Linked DNA regions of Homo sapiens: region 1 is linked to region 2. The links are chromatin contacts, found by Hi-C in ENCODE. All regions are on one chromosome and are shown on one strand. The core of a region is the stretch at or near the end of the contact, and the rest is flanking DNA. Distances in the headings are between cores, read along the strand shown. Region 1 holds the start of JAK1 (Janus kinase 1). Region 2 overlaps ROR1 (receptor tyrosine kinase like orphan receptor 1).

Region 1 (4,250 bases), core at 1,381-3,880, 790 kb after region 2:
CTACCAGTAGCACCGCTCCCTTCCCCCAAGTTGTAACAACCAAAAATGTCTCCAGAAACTGCAAATATCTCATTGGGTGCAAAATCATACCCTTACTAGTCTAAAAAAATCTGAAAGTTCCTTCCAACACTCCTGTTCAATGACAAGGTTCCATATACCACTGAGCCACAATAATCACAGAACATCCAATGTTCCTTCTTCAGCGAGATTCCATTAATAAGCCAATTCCCCATCCACTTAAAATAATGGTTTTAAATGTGAAAATGAACAAGAAAAATTTATTTGTATGAATATTCACATCTCAGACAATAAATCTTCTAACAGCATGCTATTATCTTATCAGGACATAAGGACATACAAAATGGGATGTGTCTTTGAGGGGAAAAAAACACCAGAGGAATCTGAGAATTAGAAAACACAGATCATGGTCTTTGCTATGCAGTTATACCTTAGTGTTCTCTTGTTCTCTCTACACAAATGAGTATCAACCTACACGTTCTCAATGCTTGTTTCAGTCGGAAGTATATGGCTTTAGCCAAGCTCATGTTAAGATCCTAAATTACAACAACTGAAATGTAGTTATATTTTAGGAAATGTTTGAATTATTTTACCTATATCTAATTTATGCATTCTCTACAATCATTTCCCAATGGTAGTAAATAATTAGTATAGTATGAAATGGAGGAAACCATTTAAACTGGCTGTATTCAGTGTGGAGTATCACACTGCAATCCTAGCAGTAAAAAAACATAGTTTTGTATCTATTTGCAGAAACTAAGACTCAGTCAAAGCACTTAGTTAATATGATATACAGAATTAAGAAGAGGTTATGATTATTCCTATTTATAATGTCCAAAGTCATTCCAGTATGATGTCTTCACATCTTTAAATGTGATCTGGATCTATACAGGGGAGACATTTTCTCCACATTACAAAGCATATTGTACCAGAAATGTCTGGAACCCTGGTGGTCTCCATTAATCTTCACCACAAAGTACAAAAGAACACATTGATCCTTCAATGAAAATAATCCCCTGGTCTTGGAAAACATCAGAGTCACCAAAAGCAAAATCAAGAAACAACACATAATGGGGTTTTGGAAAGGGAAGAACAAAGATTCAATCAATACGAATTGCTCATCTTAAACAAAATCTACTGTGCCTATACCCATATTTAACTCAAATCTTTTCTTCAAAAAATAAAAAAATAGCCAAAACCAAACACGCCCTGATTTACATCTCTCTCTGCATTATTCTCATCACTTAACTACCCATGTTTTACTCCCTGAAAGAAGTAATGACAATTTTATACCACTGTAAATTCCTGCCAGTGAGAGAAAAACCCTATGACTTGGGGGGAAAAGTGTCAATGACATGTATAGCGATGTACTCAACCAGGGGCAGAAGGCAGCTCACAGCCACGTAGTAAGAAGAGTGGCAGGAAGGACGGGGTCCCCTTCCCCAGGAACACACAGGAAATCATGGAGTGCAAACCCTCCAAAAAACGTGTGCACAAACACCTGGCAAACATCGCATCTTTTATCTAGAAGTTCCGTGGTAAACACACATCCAAGGAGCCCACATCCCAGGGACCCTGGGGAGTGACTTTGGAGGAGTGTCTATTAGTCCTCCGATGCTCCCGGTCGCCGACGATGCGCGGATGGAGTTGGAGTGAGGGAGCCAGAGACCAGCCCCAGTTTCGGTTAATCAGTCCCTTTCCAGTGGGATTCGCAATTCCCCGGGTAGTTCTCTCCCACTGTTCCCCTTCCCTGGTCCTCTCGCCCAGGGTCTCCTTTCCCACTTCTCGCTGGCTACCTGAGGCCTGGTTCCTAACAGAACCTAAGAGGGGAGGGGGCGTTTCCCGAGTTCGCGGACGCCCAACACCCAGCTCCAAATCCCAGAAACTTTCCCTCGCTGAGACCGCAAGGAAGGAAAAAAGCTAAGACCCTCAGCCTCCTTCCTGGGGCCGAAGAAGAAAACCTTTCTGCGCTGCCACCCCGGCCGGGAGCTGGCGGTCAAGTTCGCGGTACAAGGAGCTAGGGACGTCAGCCCTCCAGCCCGCGCCTGTATCTCGGGGTGGTATAAACAGGATGTCAGACAGCGCGCTCCGGGCTTGTTTATGAAAACTTGCCGTGCGCGCTGGGGGAGGGGGCGGCCTGGCTTAACCGCTCTTCTCCCGGCCGGGGGCCCCCGCCCGGCGACCTCCTCGCCGCCCGCCGGCTCCGCGGGGCTGGAAATCCCCGCCTTCCCCGCCCGAGCCGCGGGGTCCTGAGCTGCGCTCAGGAGCAGCCCGGGCCGCGCAGCCTAAGGACCGACCAAGAGCGGTGGCCGCGCCTCCGGCCAGTCCGGGCTGCGCGCCCCTCGCCTGCCGACCGCGGCCGCCCCGGCTCCTCCACCTCCCCCGGTGACACTCACCACTTCCGTGTGCGCCTGGGCCAGGCAGCGCCCCGTCGCTGCGCTGGCTGGGGTCGACCGGCAGGCTCGCTAGGCGGCCAGCCCCGCGGGGCCCCAGCGTGCGCGCGCCCAGGGCTGAGGAGGGGTCGCGGCGAGGACAGCCGGGACTGGGCGCAGGCCCGCACTGTCTGCAGCTCCAGGATACTCCGCGGCCGCCGCGGCCTGCGCTCAGCGACGCACCGCCTCCCGTCCCGCCCCGCCCCGCCCCGCGGCCGGCCCCACCCCCGTGGCCGCCGGGCCCACCCCCTCGCGACGTCACCAGCGGCAGCCCCGGAAAGCGGGGCGGGGTCGCGGTCCCGGCGGAGACTCTGCGCCTCCGGCCTACCCGCCCCGCCCCCATCCGGCTTCGCTCGCGAAGCTGCCCCCACTCGTCTCTGTTCACCGCGTCCTCTAGATTCTAGAATCTAGAAACTCATCTAGGACGCGAGGTCATCTATCGCGGGGAGTAAAATTGCCAGGATTCGCCCGTAGATTGACCCCTCCCAGCTCTGGAGCCCCCTCCGCCACACCTTTGTGCGCTCGATGCAGAAATGCATCCCGCCTCCTCCGTATACGCTCCGCTTCTTACCCCAGCTCAGTAGGAGAGGAGCTAGTGGAGCACTAGACTAAAAAGAATTTAACAATACAGCCCCCAGCTTGGACAAGCTACTGCAGATCCAACCCATTCCGTATTTTAAAAGCTCTTTACGAAAAAAAAAAAAGCATATGCATAATAGGAATTAGAACTACATTCACTGATACCTAATGCATGTACAGCGCTTTTCATTTTTTACTAATAACCTCTCAAAGTAGTAGCATCATCTTATCCATGAGGAACAAATTAAGTCTTTAGTGTCTTAATCAAGGTCACACTGTAGCCAAGATTCATACTTCGTAGGCAGTCCACGGACAAATCCTAACAATTTTATTTCCTTAGGTATCTCTCCAATCAGTTCACTTGTCTATGTTCCGGCAACACGGTCCGAGCTGCCACCATCTCTCACCTGAAGGGACCACGAACATCTCTTAAATCGTCACTCCATTCACTCCAGCCCCCAATTAATTCTCTACAATGAACTTTTAAAAATTCAAATCTGTTCCACACACTCCCATGCTTAAAACACTCCAGCGACTTCCCCCTGACAATCCCTGGATGAAAATCCTCCGAGGCCGTGCACGGTCAGAATTCTGCAGCTTCAGGGCTGTGGACAGAGGCTGCCCCACCTGTGCTGACTTCACTAACCCTGCTGGACAGTTCCTGATCACTTGAGTTACTGCAACTGAAACTGAGCAAGATATTCTGGGTGTGGAATAAAGTCAAGCATCCGAATTAGACTACTGAATTTGAGGTTTGGCCTCCACCAGTAACCACCTGTGTTGCCCTAAACAATTCTTAGTTGACTCAATTCTCAGTGGAGCAGCAGACAAAAGGATCTCCAAAGTGCCTTCCAGAAGTACAGAAAAGAGGACCAAAGAAGACCGGAGATCAGAGCAGACAGGGAGGCAACCCGGGTTGCCTGCATTGTGGGTGTTTGTGTGCAAGTCTTGTCTCATCTGCCACACTCTGAACAACACCTCAGGGCTGTTTGCATCATTTTCTTCACCTGTTAAATAGGGATAATGCCTTCCTTAAAGGGGTTTTGCTGAAGGTGAACTATGATAATATAGCCCACATGGCATGGGCTCAGGAAGTGGTAGGGGTTTTTATTGAGCTGGACCATAAAGAACAGGTGAGACTGACATGAAGGGAGACAGAGACGTGAAAGAACAGCATTTCAGGTGAGGATGTAAAGAAAAAGGAAAGTCAGGAAGGCAGCA
Region 2 (4,538 bases), core at 266-2,765:
GATTTTATTTTCTATTGCATTGTCAGGCTGCAAATATTCCAAGCTTTTGTTCTGTTTTCCTTTTAAAACTGAATGCCTTTAACAGCACCCAAATCACCTCTTGAATGCTTTGCTGCTTAGAAATTTCTTCCGCCAAATACCCTAAATCATCTCTCTCAAGTTCAAAGTTCCACAAATCTCTAGGGCAGGGGAAAAATGCCGCCAGTCTCTTTGCTAAAACATAACAAGAGTCACCTCTGCTTCAGTTCCCAACAAGTTCCTCATCTCCATCTGAGACCACCTAAGTCTGGATTTCATTGTCCTTATCATTATCAGCATTTTGGTCAAAGCCATTCAACAAGTCTCCAGGGAGTTCCAAACTTTCCCACATTTTCCTGTCTTCTTCTAAGCCCTCCAAACTGTTCCAACCTCTGCCTGTTACCCAGTTCCAAAGTCACTTCCACATTTTCGGGTATCTTTTCAGCAGCACCCCACTCTACTGGTACCAATTTACAATATTAGTCCATTTTCACACTGCTGATAAAGACACACCTGAGACTGGGAAGAAAAAGAGGCTTAATGGACTTACAGTTCCACATGGCTGGGAGCGCCTCACAATCATGACGGAAGGCAAGGAGGAGCAAGTCACATCTTACGTGGATGGCAGCAGGCACAGAGAGAGCTTATGCAGGGAAACTCCCCCTTATAGAACCATCAGATCTCATGAGACTTAGTCACTATCACAAGAACAGCATGGGAAAGATCTGCCCCCTGACTCAATTACCTCCCACCAGGTCCCTCCCACAACATGTGGGAATTCAAGATGAGATGTGAGTGGGGACACAGCCAAACCATATCATGAGGCAAGCACAAATGCCATGTGAAACCTGCTATTCTTCTGTAGACACTTGTGTCCAGCCAGAATCAGCTTCAAAAGAATAGCATAGATTTGAAAAAGGGCAGCAGTCAGTCTTGGGACATTAGAACATGGGGAATTAACTGGCCTTGAGTGAAAGGGACCACAGGGGGAGGTTTGGAGCTGACTTATGAATATGGATCCTGTTTCAGCACCTACTGTTGTTAAAGCCCCGTTTCTGTCCCAGAGAACCACCCTGGGCTCGATTCCCTGCACCCTAATGTAGCTCTGTTTTTCATCTGTGTGTCTACTTCAAGTTAGACTCAAAAGTAGAGCAATTATATGACATTATGTTCAAGGCAAAAAGTGACAGAGCAGGCTTCATGTTGCATACAAATGTTGGCAGCTATTGCAAAATCCTCACCGCATATCCTATGGTAATCACTTCCTTAAAGTAAGCAGGAAATAGGTTAGTAGTAGGCTGCTTCACCAGGAGTCATTTCAAATGTATTGTCACCTAAGGTATAACTTCCCAAAGATGGAAAGAGATAAAGCCACTGAGTCTGCCCTCTTTATCCATCTACAGCCACCAAGGTAATTACAGTTTTTAAAAACGCTACTCATAGTTCATTGCTTTCATATCTAAAGTTAAGAGATCTAAAAGTTCCCCCACATCCCCACTTAGCAGTCATGACTAAGGTGAAAAAAGCCACCAGTATCAGCCTGGTCTCTCTTATCAGCAGTTTAGAAAGTACTACAATTTTCCCATCTGACTCACATCTAAATGACTCGCATCTAAAATGTTTTTCCTTAATTTTCCTTCCGTAAAGAGTTCATTTAAACTCTAATACTGTTGCTTTTCAAAAATTTCTAAAGAAAGAAGCATCTTGGAACAATGTATTAACTTCTGCATCAACTTTTATTTCATATAATAATTTTATATAATTTTTTAAAGGCAGATGTGTGTTTACTTTGAGAAGTAAAAATGTTAACATTGAAACTGAAAGCCTGTTTCAGTTTTAAGGTACTTAATTGCCTTACAGCATATAATAAACCGAGGCCATCTTGTCCTTCAACTAATGGAGGGAGTGATAAAGAGATAGGAGCCCGGGACCCTATTCATTCCAGTTTTCCTTTGTACTTGGTTTACTTTGGCACCATGCCTCATGTGTATTTTACACTTCTTTACATTTTGTACATCCCTGTATGACAAATACTTGTCAAACAAAAACTAAACAGATTTATAACCCCTTAACTTGAAATGAGCCAAAATTGAACTGCCAAAACTTTATGACTTCATTTTCTTTCATAGTTTTCCACCACATTGGTTCAAACAGACAAACTCCACTTGAGGTCAAGCAGAGGTCATTTCACTTTCATTACTAAAATATAATTTACAATATGCCAGACCTAAACAAGTTTAGCCTAAAGGGTTTGTATAATGTAAACCATCTGTTCCTCAACAATACAGCTAATTTCCTGCCATCACCGTACAGTCTACTGACTGCTTCTTTAAGGGTTTTTATGATTTTTTAACTAGTTCAGGATTTATGTAAAATTTGAAAATGAGTCTATAGTTAGGATTCATTTGTACCAAGTAACTTGAGCACCTTAAAAATGCAAATCACTGTGGAAATTGTTCCCCTGAAACCAAGCTAGGAGCATTTTTTTTCTGGGCACTTCTTTGCTGGCAGCTGCACAGGTGTTCGAAGGGAAGATTTTGTGGACTCTGCCATTTTAGATGCTTTCCATGCCTCTTTGCAAAGCAAACCCCCCAAATTTAGTTTTCAGTAGCTCTAGTAAATGACTCCTTGGAGAAGACTTGGGATTATATGCTATATGGCCCACTGGATATTGGTGAGATAGGACAAGATACACTTTGGGGTAAAATCTACTTTCTTTCATGTGTCTGAACAGGGAGGAAGAACAATTATAATTCCATAGAGTGACCACATACTGAAGGCTAACCTAGCTCTGTGAGGTGGCAGGCCTCTCAGGCTGAGCCTCCAGAGACATTCGGCTTCAATCTGGGATTGCTGGCCAGCAGGCTTCTCTGGTTTCAAACAGAATGCTGGGGCCGAAAAACAGAGAGCCTTGGAGTTGCAAGTGTGGCTCTTTCGGCTCTCCTGAAAATTCTTGATACTTTCTTTAGCCCCTTTCTCCATCTGTAAAATAGCAAAATTAGGCGTTCTGTTTCCAAAGGCAAGTATATGAGAACAAATTTGCTTACCTCAGTGGAGGGGAATGCAGCTGGCCTTCTTAGCCACGAAGCCCCAAGGCCATGTGTAGGGCTGATGCCAAGGTCCTGTCCACCTCTTCCTCTTTTCCCACCTCCAGAAGTTTGGCTGGCTTGCTTCCTTTACCCATCTGCTACCATCCACTCTTCCACACGAGTTCTTGTTGCCTTCACCTTCATTCACATCTCAGAGGAGCCAGCTACAGGCCACTCAACTTCTCACCCACCCTCAAGCTCCAAAACAAATTCCCTGTCATTTTTAAAGGATTTTTTTTTTTTAACTAGCAACTACAGGAGAACAGAGAAAGATTAACAGGAAGAAAGTTAAACACTCTGCAACTACTTAAGGCTTAAATGGATCTAAATCATTTGCATTACTTTACTTCCTGGATGACTTTCCTAATAAGGATAATAAGAATGATTTAAAGGGCACTTATTAGGTGGGAATTACGTTCATACATCGTTGTATTTAATTCCTACTGCAACAGCTCAAGCTAGATAGTACATTAGTTCATAGATATGGAAACAGAGGTTCAGAAAAGTTAAGAAATTCACCCAAGGTCAGTGATTAATATTATAAGACCTATGCCACAGGATCATGGTGTTAAATAAGTTAATATTTGCTAAGTGCTTAGAACATTATCTGGCACAAAGTAAGTGCTATGTAAGTATTAACTATTATTCATAAAAAGCAGCAGATTCAAGATGCAAACCCAGATTTATAGGAGTCCAAAGCTCACTTAGTTTGAATTATGCCATACTGCCTATGGATACTTTTCAAGCAGTGAAGGAGGAGAGGGTATTGGGTTTCTAACTCCTCATTATACCAGCCTAATATTCCATGAGTTTACTTCCTAATTCCCATTTTCCACAAAGAAGTTTTAGTACTCAGTCCCTTAAAGTTCTCTGTCTCCAAAAGCGTAGAGATCTTATTTTTGTCAAAAAGTAAGTGATGTCTACTTTGCCATTCAAGGGACCTTCACCTAAACTGGATTTATTTACATCATTAGGAAAAGTTCTCATGGAAATCTCCAATCTTAATGTCATGCAGGAAAAATTCACCTTGAGTTACTCTTGCCAGCAAAAGTAAAATCATCTGAGTGCTACAAGACAAAAAAAGTAGGGTTGGCTCAACTGGTTACCTTTCTCATCACCCACACCTTGCTCTCTCAAAGGAATTCTACAAGCTCCCACAAGAATACAGACCCTAAAAGCAAAAGGAAAAATGGTGGATGGACTTACAATTGCAAAAGATATTTCCTAGTTCAGTAAGATGGGAAGATTCGCCTATTGTTTTTTTTTTTTTAAAAAAATAGTTATTTAATTTAAAAAAATAGTAATTTAATAAATTAAATAGTTATTTAATTTAATATATTCACCTGGTTGAAAAATTTTAAAGCATAGAAAAGCAGAACCTCTGCCCCCCTTTTTCTAGTTTCTACTTCCATACCCCCAATAATCACTGCT

What was found. A loop is a pair of places that touch in the nucleus more often than their neighbours do. Pooled maps may share reads with other maps.
Region 1: a loop to region 2 is called in a map with no recorded cell type, with 7 times the contacts of the local background. The contact joins the promoter of JAK1 here to the enhancer-like site in region 2. A Hi-C loop is called at or near these places in 3 of 37 single-sample maps with no recorded cell type and 2 of 50 pooled maps.

The regions. Positions count from the first base shown.
Region 1 is chr1:64,963,919-64,968,168 of GRCh38, forward strand. JAK1 (Janus kinase 1) reads right to left here and starts at 2,631. Exons shown (of 25, transcript NM_002227.4): 1 at 2,415-2,631. RefSeq lists a silencer at 1,976-2,855.
Region 2 is chr1:64,170,641-64,175,178 of GRCh38, forward strand. The region is part of intron 8 of ROR1 (receptor tyrosine kinase like orphan receptor 1); the gene reads left to right. Among named protein-coding and RNA genes, the nearest start is that of UBE2U, 31 kb to the right of the region's middle. Within about 2 kb of position 1,516, at least 8 of the 41 ENCODE cell types and tissues checked have a DNase peak (open chromatin) inside an H3K27ac peak, as active enhancers do.